2 separate regions of the Homo sapiens genome follow, and region 1 is linked to region 2. Evidence: chromatin contacts called from ENCODE Hi-C or POLR2A ChIA-PET data. All regions are on one chromosome and are shown on one strand. Each heading gives the region's core, a stretch centred on a gene start or an enhancer-like site at or near the end of the contact. The rest is flanking DNA. Distances are from core to core; before and after follow the strand shown.

The links. A loop is a pair of places that touch in the nucleus more often than their neighbours do. ChIA-PET counts read pairs that join two places held with the same protein, here RNA polymerase II (POLR2A). Pooled maps may share reads with other maps.
Region 1: a loop to region 2 is called in a map of PC-3, with 7 times the contacts of the local background. The contact joins two enhancer-like sites. A Hi-C loop is called at or near these places in 2 of 168 maps with a recorded cell type or tissue (PC-3 and PC-9) and 2 of 50 pooled maps. POLR2A ChIA-PET finds 5 or more read pairs at or near these places in 1 of 52 experiments (MCF 10A).

Annotation. Positions count from the first base shown.
Region 1 is chr15:100,076,632-100,081,376 of GRCh38, reverse strand. The region is part of intron 15 of ADAMTS17 (ADAM metallopeptidase with thrombospondin type 1 motif 17); the gene reads left to right. Among named protein-coding and RNA genes, the nearest start is that of ADAMTS17, 260 kb to the left of the region's middle. Within about 2 kb of position 2,421, at least 2 of the 41 ENCODE cell types and tissues checked have a DNase peak (open chromatin) inside an H3K27ac peak, as active enhancers do; they include PC-3 and PC-9, where a contact is called at or near this core.
Region 2 is chr15:100,041,749-100,045,852 of GRCh38, reverse strand. All of the region lies in intron 18 of ADAMTS17 (ADAM metallopeptidase with thrombospondin type 1 motif 17), which reads left to right. Among named protein-coding and RNA genes, the nearest start is that of ADAMTS17, 300 kb to the left of the region's middle. Within about 2 kb of position 2,737, at least 12 of the 41 ENCODE cell types and tissues checked have a DNase peak (open chromatin) inside an H3K27ac peak, as active enhancers do; they include PC-3 and PC-9, where a contact is called at or near this core.

The sequences.
Region 1 (4,745 bases), core at 1,172-3,671, 36 kb before region 2:
TGTATGTATGTGTGCATATATATATAGGGGAGTTTATTAAGTATTAACTTACGTAATCACAACATCCCACAATAGGCTGTCCGCAAGCTGAGGAGCAAGGAGAGCCAGTCCCAGTCCCAAAACTGAAGAACTTGGGGTCTGATGTTCCAGGGCAGGAAGCATCTAGCACAGGAGAAAGATGTAGGCTGGGAGCCTAGGCCCACCTCTCCTTTTCATGTTTTTCTGCCTGCTTTGTATTTGCTGGCAGCTGATTAGATTGTGCCCACCAGATTAAGGGTGGATCTGCCTTCCCCAGCCCCCTGACCCAAATGTTAAACTCTTTTGGCAACACCCTCACAGACACATCCAGGATCAATACTTTGTATCCTTTAATCTAATCAAGTTGACACTCAGTATCAACCATCACAAGTCCACCCCAAGTCAACTTGAACCCATACACATCTCCTGAGAACACACATAGTCTTCAAATAAAGACAATAATAAGGTCATAATTACCCCTAACATACTACAGCTATCCTTCGTACAACCAGAAATACACCAATCCCCAACCCAAATACTATTACATAAAGTTAACAATACTTAACATGCTGATATGAAGTCAATAAATGTTATGTCACATGATAAAGGAAAAGGAAATATACTTTCTTAGTACAAGTGTATACATGCACAAACATGTTTTTAGCAAAAAAAGGAGGAAATAATTACAGACTTCATTTCTGCAGCTGGTCACATGGTTGTAGCTGGTATCGATAACTACCTTTTTCTACTACCCGTTCTGTATTCCCTTTGCCTTCAGCAAGCACCTCAGCAAGACGTGGGTTTTTTCTTGGTGGAGTGACCCAAACCTTCATTCCTGAATGGTCTGGGTCATTTGTAGTCCTGCCTGGATTGGGCTGTTGTAGTTTCCCATTGACCTTAGTCACAGGGCATGGTGATACTAAGAGACGCCCTAATGGATCTCCTGTATTCCATGCATACTCTTCCTTACCTCCTTTGTGGAGTAGTAGACTGATTTCATCTTGATAGTCCAGGTCAGTCACCCCAGTCAACACTGTAACTCCCTTCTTGGCCTGTTGACTTAAAGGTGGGAGGAGCCCAAAGTGTCCAGGTGGGTACCAATCTTCCAGTTTAATGGAATCATTGTGTCTCCTGGTGGCAGCATTTCTCCCTCTGGAACTAAGATCTCCAGGCCAGCAGAATGTAATGTCGGGGGAACAGGAAGCAAAAATTTTGCTAGGGGATCACTAGGGGTGATGGTGAGTGGTGTCAGTTCAGTTTCACCCCTTGATTCCTGGACCGTGAATCCTGGCTATGGGAGAAACAGTACCGTATATTGGATGCTAATTCAGAACATATACGGCCTGCTGGAGAACTTTGCCTCAGCCCTGCAAAGTGTTGTCACCTAGTTGGCATTGTAATTGTGACTTCAAAAGGCCATTCCACCGTTCTTTGCAGCCTCTTCAGGATGATGGAGAACATGGTAAGACCAGTGAATTCCATGAGCATAAGCCCACTGCCACACCTCTTTAGCTGTAAAGTGAGTGCCTTGGTCAGAGGCAGTGCTGTGTGGAATACCATGATGGTGGATAAGGCATTCCGAGACTCCACGGATGGTAGTCTTGGCAGAAGCATTTCGTGCAGGATAGGCAAACCCATATCCGGAGTAAGTGTCTATTCCAGTGAGGACAAACCACTGCCGTTTCCATGATGGAAAAGGTACAATATAATCAACTTGCCACCAGGTTGCTGGCTGATCACCCCAAGGAATGGTGCCATATCACCACAGTCATTCCCAAAAGAAACCCCATGCTTGGTAGCAGTCATTCCCCATCTCCCTCTTAAGCCCTAGGTAACCACTCATCTAATGTCTGTATCTACAAATTTGCCTATCTGGACATTTCATGTAAATGGAGTAGTATAATACGTGGTCCTTCCTGACAGGCTTTTTTCCCTTAGCATAGTATTTTCAAGTCATGCATGTTGTCACATACATCAATGTTTCTTTTTATTGCCAAATACTATTCCATTGTTTGGAGATATCACATTGTATAAATACAGTCATTGGTTGATTGGTATTTGGATTGTTTCCACTTTTTTGGCTGTTAGGAATAATGCTGATATAAACTTTTGTGTACGAGTTACCATGTGGACATGTTTTCATTTCCCTTGTGTATATACCTGGGAATGGAATTGGTGAGTGAGAATTCTGTGTTTAACTTTTGGAGTAGCTGCCAAACTCTTTTCCAAAGTGGCGGCACCACTTTACGTTTCTGGTAGCAGTGAATGAAGGCTACTGTTTCTCCATGTTCTCTCCAACTTACTGTTTTTTGTTAGAGTCATCCTAGTGGGTACAATGTGGTATGTCCTTGTGGTTTTGGTTTGCACTTCCCTAATGACTAATATATCATTAGCATCTTTTTATTTGCTTATGGATTGTTCATATATCTTTTTTGCGGAAGTGCCTGTTAAAATCCTTTGCCCATTTTTAAATTGGATTGTCATTTTCTTGTCGAGCTGCAAGCTTTCTTTATATATTCTGGATGCAGTTCCTTTATCAGACAAATGCTTTGCACAGATTTTCTCCCAGTGTATGAGTTGGCTTTTCACTCTCTTGATGGTATCTTTTGAAACACAGGTTTTCAGTTTTGATGCAATCCAGTTAAACTATTTTTTCTTTTGTTGCGTGTGCTTTTGCTGCTGTGTCTAAGAAACTATTGCCTAATTCAAGGTCATGAAGATTTACCCCTATGTTTTCTTCCAAGAGGTTTCTAGTTTTAGCTCTGATATTTACATCTGTGATCCATTTTTTAGTTAATTTTTTTGTATGGTCTGAAATAGGTGTACAACTTCATCCTTTCGCATATGGATATCCAGTTGTCCCAACACTGTTGGTTGAAGACTGTTCTTTCCCCGATGAATATTCTTGGCACCTTTGTTTAAAAAAAAATTGTTTTCTGGACTCTATATTCCATTGTTAGAAACGACTGTCCTTATGCCATTACCTTGCTGTCTTGATTGCTACAGATAGCTAGAAAGTTTTGGAATCAGGAAATCTGAGTTCTTCAACTTCTTTTGAAGTATTACTTTGGCTATTCTGGGTCTGTTGCATTTTCATCTGAATTTTAGGAACAGCTTGTCATTTTTCGCAAAAAAAAAAAAAAGCTGGGATTTTTTTATAGGGATTACGTTGAATCTGTAGACCAATTTGTGAAGCAGTTACATTTTTTACAATGTCATCTGATCCAAGAATATAAAATATCTTTCCATTTATTTAGATATTTGTTAATACCTTTCAGCAATGTATTGTAGTCTTCATCTTACAAACCCTCCAGGTCTTTTTTTAATGTATTCCTAAGTGTTTCTTTTTGATGCTACTTAAATTGAATTGTTTTTAAATTTCATTTTCCAACTGTTCATTGCTAACATATAGAAATGCAGTTGATTTTTATATATTGGCCTTGTATCCTGCAATCTTACTGAATCTGTCATATAGGTTTTTTAATGGATTCCTTGGGATTTTCTGTATATAAGATTTTAGCATCTGCAAATAGAGATAATTTTACTTCTTCTTTCCAATCTGTATGCTTTATATTTCTTTTCCTTGCCTAGTTGCCCTAGATAGAACTCCCAGTACAGTGTTGAATGGGAGTAGCAGGACGTCCTTGTCTTGTTCCTTATCTTAGGGGACAAGCATTTAGTATTTCACCATTAAATATGCTGTTAGCTGTGGAGTTTTGTAGATGCCCTTTATCAGGTTGAGCATGCTCCCTTCTATTCCTAGTTTGTTGAGTATTTTTATCAGGAAGGAGTGTTGAAATTTGTCAAATGCTTTTCCTGCACCTATTGAGATGATCTTGTGGATTTTGCTCCTTATTAACATGGAGGATTATATTGATTGATTTTTTTTTTTTTTTTGAGAGGGAGTCTCACTCTGTTGCCCAGGCTGGAGTGCAGTTGCACAATCTCGGATCACTGCAACCCTTGCCCACCGGGTTCAAGCGATTCTCGTGCCTCAGCCTCCTGAGTAGCTGGGATTACAGGCACGCACCACCATGCCAGGCTAATTTTTTTTTTTTTTTTTTTTTTTTTTTTTGTGGTAGAGATAGGGTTTCACCATGTTGGCCAGGCTGGTTGCAAACTCCTGGCCTCAAGTGTTCCACCTGTCTCAGCCTCCCAAACTGCTGGGATTACAGGGGTTAGCCAGTGTGCCCAGTCTGATTTTTCCATATGTTAAACCAAGCTTGAGTCCTAGCATAAATCATATTTGATCATAATGTAGAATCCTTTTTATATGTGGCTGGATTGGGCTTGCTAGTATTTTGTGGAGGGGTTTTCTGTGCATATTCATATATGATACAGTGTTGTTTCTTATAGTGAAAATTTTGAAACAACCTAAATGTCCATTAGTAGGTGAGTAGATATATAAACTTCATAGCGATTTAAGCAAAAAAATAGAGCTATACATAATAACATACATGATCTCTGAGACATGTTTTTAAAAATTGCAAATGTAGTATGATATAATATTGAGTTACTCCTAACATAGAATTGAGACAAATGTAAATATGAAAATACTATGCTATGTTTTTGTTTGTGTAGTATTAAACTTCTTCCAGTGAGAAAGTATACTCAAGTGTATTTGTATAAATTCAAAATATATAAATTGTTTTTTAAAAGGAAAATGACAATGAACACACTGATATCAATAAATCTATGTCCTAACGAATTTCACTGTAAACCAAGGA
Region 2 (4,104 bases), core at 1,488-3,987:
GAGAAATAGAGAAATGGAGGAATAGAATGGCATGGAATTGAATTACCCATGTTGACAGCTCTTCAACCAAAGGAAGGCCCTAGTTGCATTGAGACTAGCTAAAACTCTGATAGTTACCCGCCATCTTTTACTGGTTAAGCCATCAGAGGAGAATATTCAGGGAAACCCATAGCAGCTGGAAACTGAGAAGGAAAAACTCCAGAAAGGAGGGAGCCACAGAGAGTGACTCCCAAATTCTGCATATATCTCAAGAATCTCTGGGAATTCTTAGAGACTAGGGCCAAATCTAAGAATAAGACAGGCCGGCCAGACTCCACATAGCACAGCTAAAGCTAGAAGACCTGAACTGAGACTGTAGCTGCTGCCCACCACAAGAGAGACAGTGCCTGGAGTTTTATTCCAGCCAAATTAGCTGCCTACTAAAACAAAAATTCAATATTCTTCTAAAATGAAACTCTAGAGCTGCATAGTTCAATATGGTGGTCACTAGCCACTCCAAATTGAAATCTGCTATAAATATAAAATATACATGAGGTTTCAAAGATTTAGTATGAAAAGAGATTATAAGTCTCAATTATTTTATAAAATATTTAAGATTATAAAATATCTTAATTTTTAACGTGATTACTTTGATTATAATCGTCCCAAATGATTATATTTGGGATGCATTAGGACAAACAAAATATATTACTAAAATTAAATTTGAGGTTATTTTAATGTGGCTTCTAAAAAAATCCAAATTAACAGGCTGGGCATGGTGGCTCATACCTGTAATCCCACCACTTTGGGAGGCCAAGGCAGGCAGATCACTGAGGTCAAGATTTCAAGACCAGCCTGGCCAACATGATGAAACCCCATCTCTACTAAAAATACAAAAATTAGCCAGGCATGGTGGCGTGCACCTGTAGTCCCAACTACTCAGGAGGCTGAGGCAGAAGAATTGCTTGAACCTGGGATACAGAGGTTGCAGTGAGCTGAGATCACGCCACTGTACTCCAGCCTGGGTGATTAAGCCAGACTCCGTCTCAAAAAAAAAAAAAAAAAATCCAAATTATATATCCAGTTCTCATCTTCTTTCTGTTGAGCAGTGCTGCTGTTGATTAGTGTATCATTCACAGTGTTCCAGGTACAATCCAAAATTACTAGTCATATAGGGAAACAGATCCATACTCAAAAGAGAAGGCCATTAATGGAGACTGACTGGAAGATGACATGTATGTTGGAATTAGAAGAAAAGAATGTTAAAGCAGCTATTGTAACTATGCTCAGAAACGTAAGAAAAGCTATGCTCATGGTCATGGAACATATAGGAGATCTTAGAAGCAACAAAGATATACTCTACAAAAACACAGTTTTAGGACTAAAAAATAAATACAATATCTGAAATTTTAAAAATTCACTCCATGGGTCTAACAACAGAGTAAGATGATGAAAGATTACTGAACTTGAAGATAGAGGATTAGACATTATTCAGTCTAGAAAATGGGAAGGAAAAAATTGTTGACAATGAGCAAGACTCAGTTACCTGTGGGATAGTATCAAGCATTCTAGCATAAGGGTAATTGGAGTCACAGAAGGAGAGGAGAGAGAAAATGGAGCAGAAAATAATCATTTAAGAAACAGTGATCAAAAATTTCCCAGGTTTGTGAAAGACAGATGAGAGGTAATCAGATCACATCTTCATGTTTCAACTAGATTCCAGATTAATTCAAAGTGCCATAACAGAGCCCTCTGATCATTGCAACAAGTGGGCAAGTATATCAAGTTCGTGATTTTGCCTCCCATGTATCTTCTAAGAGAGAACCATGCTGCACTGCAAAACTGAAACCAGAAGATCATGTAGGAAAACACCTACAAAACAAAGTGACATAAACAAACATGAGTGCAGACTCTATTAATGAGTGCCACAGAGCTGTGCTAAGCCTACGATAGATAACATCAAGTGTGTGTATTGCTACAGAAAGTTCAGAGTCATTCTGGCTTGATGGACCACAGTCCTGCCGTGTTGCCACGTTTGAGCCAAGTTCAAGCCAAATACACTTCAGACTAAAAGCAATTTCAGAAGCAAGTTCTTAGTATCTCCGTAGAACAGGGGTCAGCAAACTTCATCTGTATAGGTCTAGAGAATAAATATTTTTGCCTTCGCAGGCCACATGTGGTCTCTGGCATATTTTTTTCTGTATTTTGAGTCATAATCCTTTAAAACATGTAAAATTTGTTATTCGCCCTTGGGTTGTCCAAAAATAACCCCGCAGGCCAGACATAGCCCACACGTAAGAGTTTGCTGGCCTGTGTTTTGGATTATTGCTTACTCCCGTTTTGCCCACTGAGATATTGGCACCACGCTCTCAGCATGAGCCAGAGCTCTGCAGGTATTAGCTCAGGGAATGTATTTTCTTATTATACAAAGGAGGACGTGTTAGAATTCTGAATTTCTTTTTATTGTGTAACTTGATAAATATTCGATTTCTGCCTCCCCACCACTTCTCTTTCCCACTTCCTTACACTCCCTTCCTGACTGTAAAATCATGTGAATCAGACTTAAAGAATGAGTGGAATTACTTAGAGCAGAGAAGAAAATGAAATTGAAAAACAGGAGAAAATAGCACCTAAGATCTGCCTTAGAGACTGTAGACAGCAAGTGCCTGGCTCCCTGCCCCAGGCTGGTTTTGTTTGCTCATTTGTTGATTTGTTTATTCTGAACCATCTGACCTTGTACTTTTTCTTAAACTGGATATGCGAGTGCCATGACTCATCAAAGAGGATTTATTGTTTGGCTAAAGAAATGTATGATCTGATAATAGATTTTGAAGCTCTTGCAATTCCTAACAAGATAGATCCGTGCGTACATACATACACATACATATATACATACACACATGTAAATGTATCTACATGCACCATATACATATATATATGTATTATGTACAGTAGTTCCCACTTATTTGCAGTTTCACTTTCTGTGGTTTCAGTTACCCGTGGTCAACCATTGCCCAAAAATATTAAAAGGAAAATTTCTGAAACAGTTCATCAGTTTTAAGTTGCTTGCTGTTCTGAGTAGTGTCATGAAATCTCACACCATCCCGCTCTGTCCTGCCCAGGACGTGAATCATCCCCTTGTCCAGGGGATCCACAGTGTCTCTGCTCCCTGCTGGTTGTCACTCAGTAGCCATCTCAGTTAGATCAACTGTAGGGTGTCGTAGTTCTTGCGTTTTACTTAATATTGGTCTCAAAGCACAAGAGTGGTGATGATGGCAACTCAGATGTACTAAAAAGAAGCTATAAAATGCATCCTGTAAGTGAAAAGGTAAACGTCTTCAACTTAATAAGGAAAGAAAAACAAATGTATGCTGAGGTTGCTCAGATCTACAGTAAATGAATCTTCTACCCATGAAATTGTGAAGAAAAAGAAGAAAGAAATCTGTGCATAGTATATACAGGGTTCAGTACTAGCCTTATTTTCAAGCATCCACTGGGGGTCTTAGAACATATCTGCCACAGATAAGGGAGGACTTCTGTACAGCTATTATACACACACAAATATTTGGACAACAAAATTTGAATTATTGCATGGCACGATCTAGTTGTCATGAGTCTTTCATAAGAACCTATGGTTACATGGATTCATGCTAGTAAGTGAAGAAAAGTAGAAAACCTGACCTTAGGAAATGAGTGCCAGAAAATCGGGGAGATTGGACACACAAGTAAAAACTGCACCTGGGCAACAGGGTAAGGTGGAGATGTGGAGGGTCTGGATTACAAATGGCTGTTTCAGATGGGGTGGCATGAGTGGAGGACAGAGCCTGGAACCTGGAAGAAGCGCCCAAGAATCCCATGGTGTGAACTTTATTAAAGAAGCCAGAATGCAACCCACTGTTGAACCTGGCAAGGTGAAAGAGCCTTTCTATGTTATTGTTACTCTTTGACCTTTAAAGTGGCAGAGATGTTTGTCTTTTTCCTTTATACTTTCCTTTATTTCTCCTGATCTCCCTTTAATTTTCTTCAACCCTTTTTCCATTGAGTTCCTGACAGTTTCCTTTGCCTTCCCAACTGCACACCATTAGCACCACTTTATTCTAATCCTAGCTCTGTGGATACTTCTCC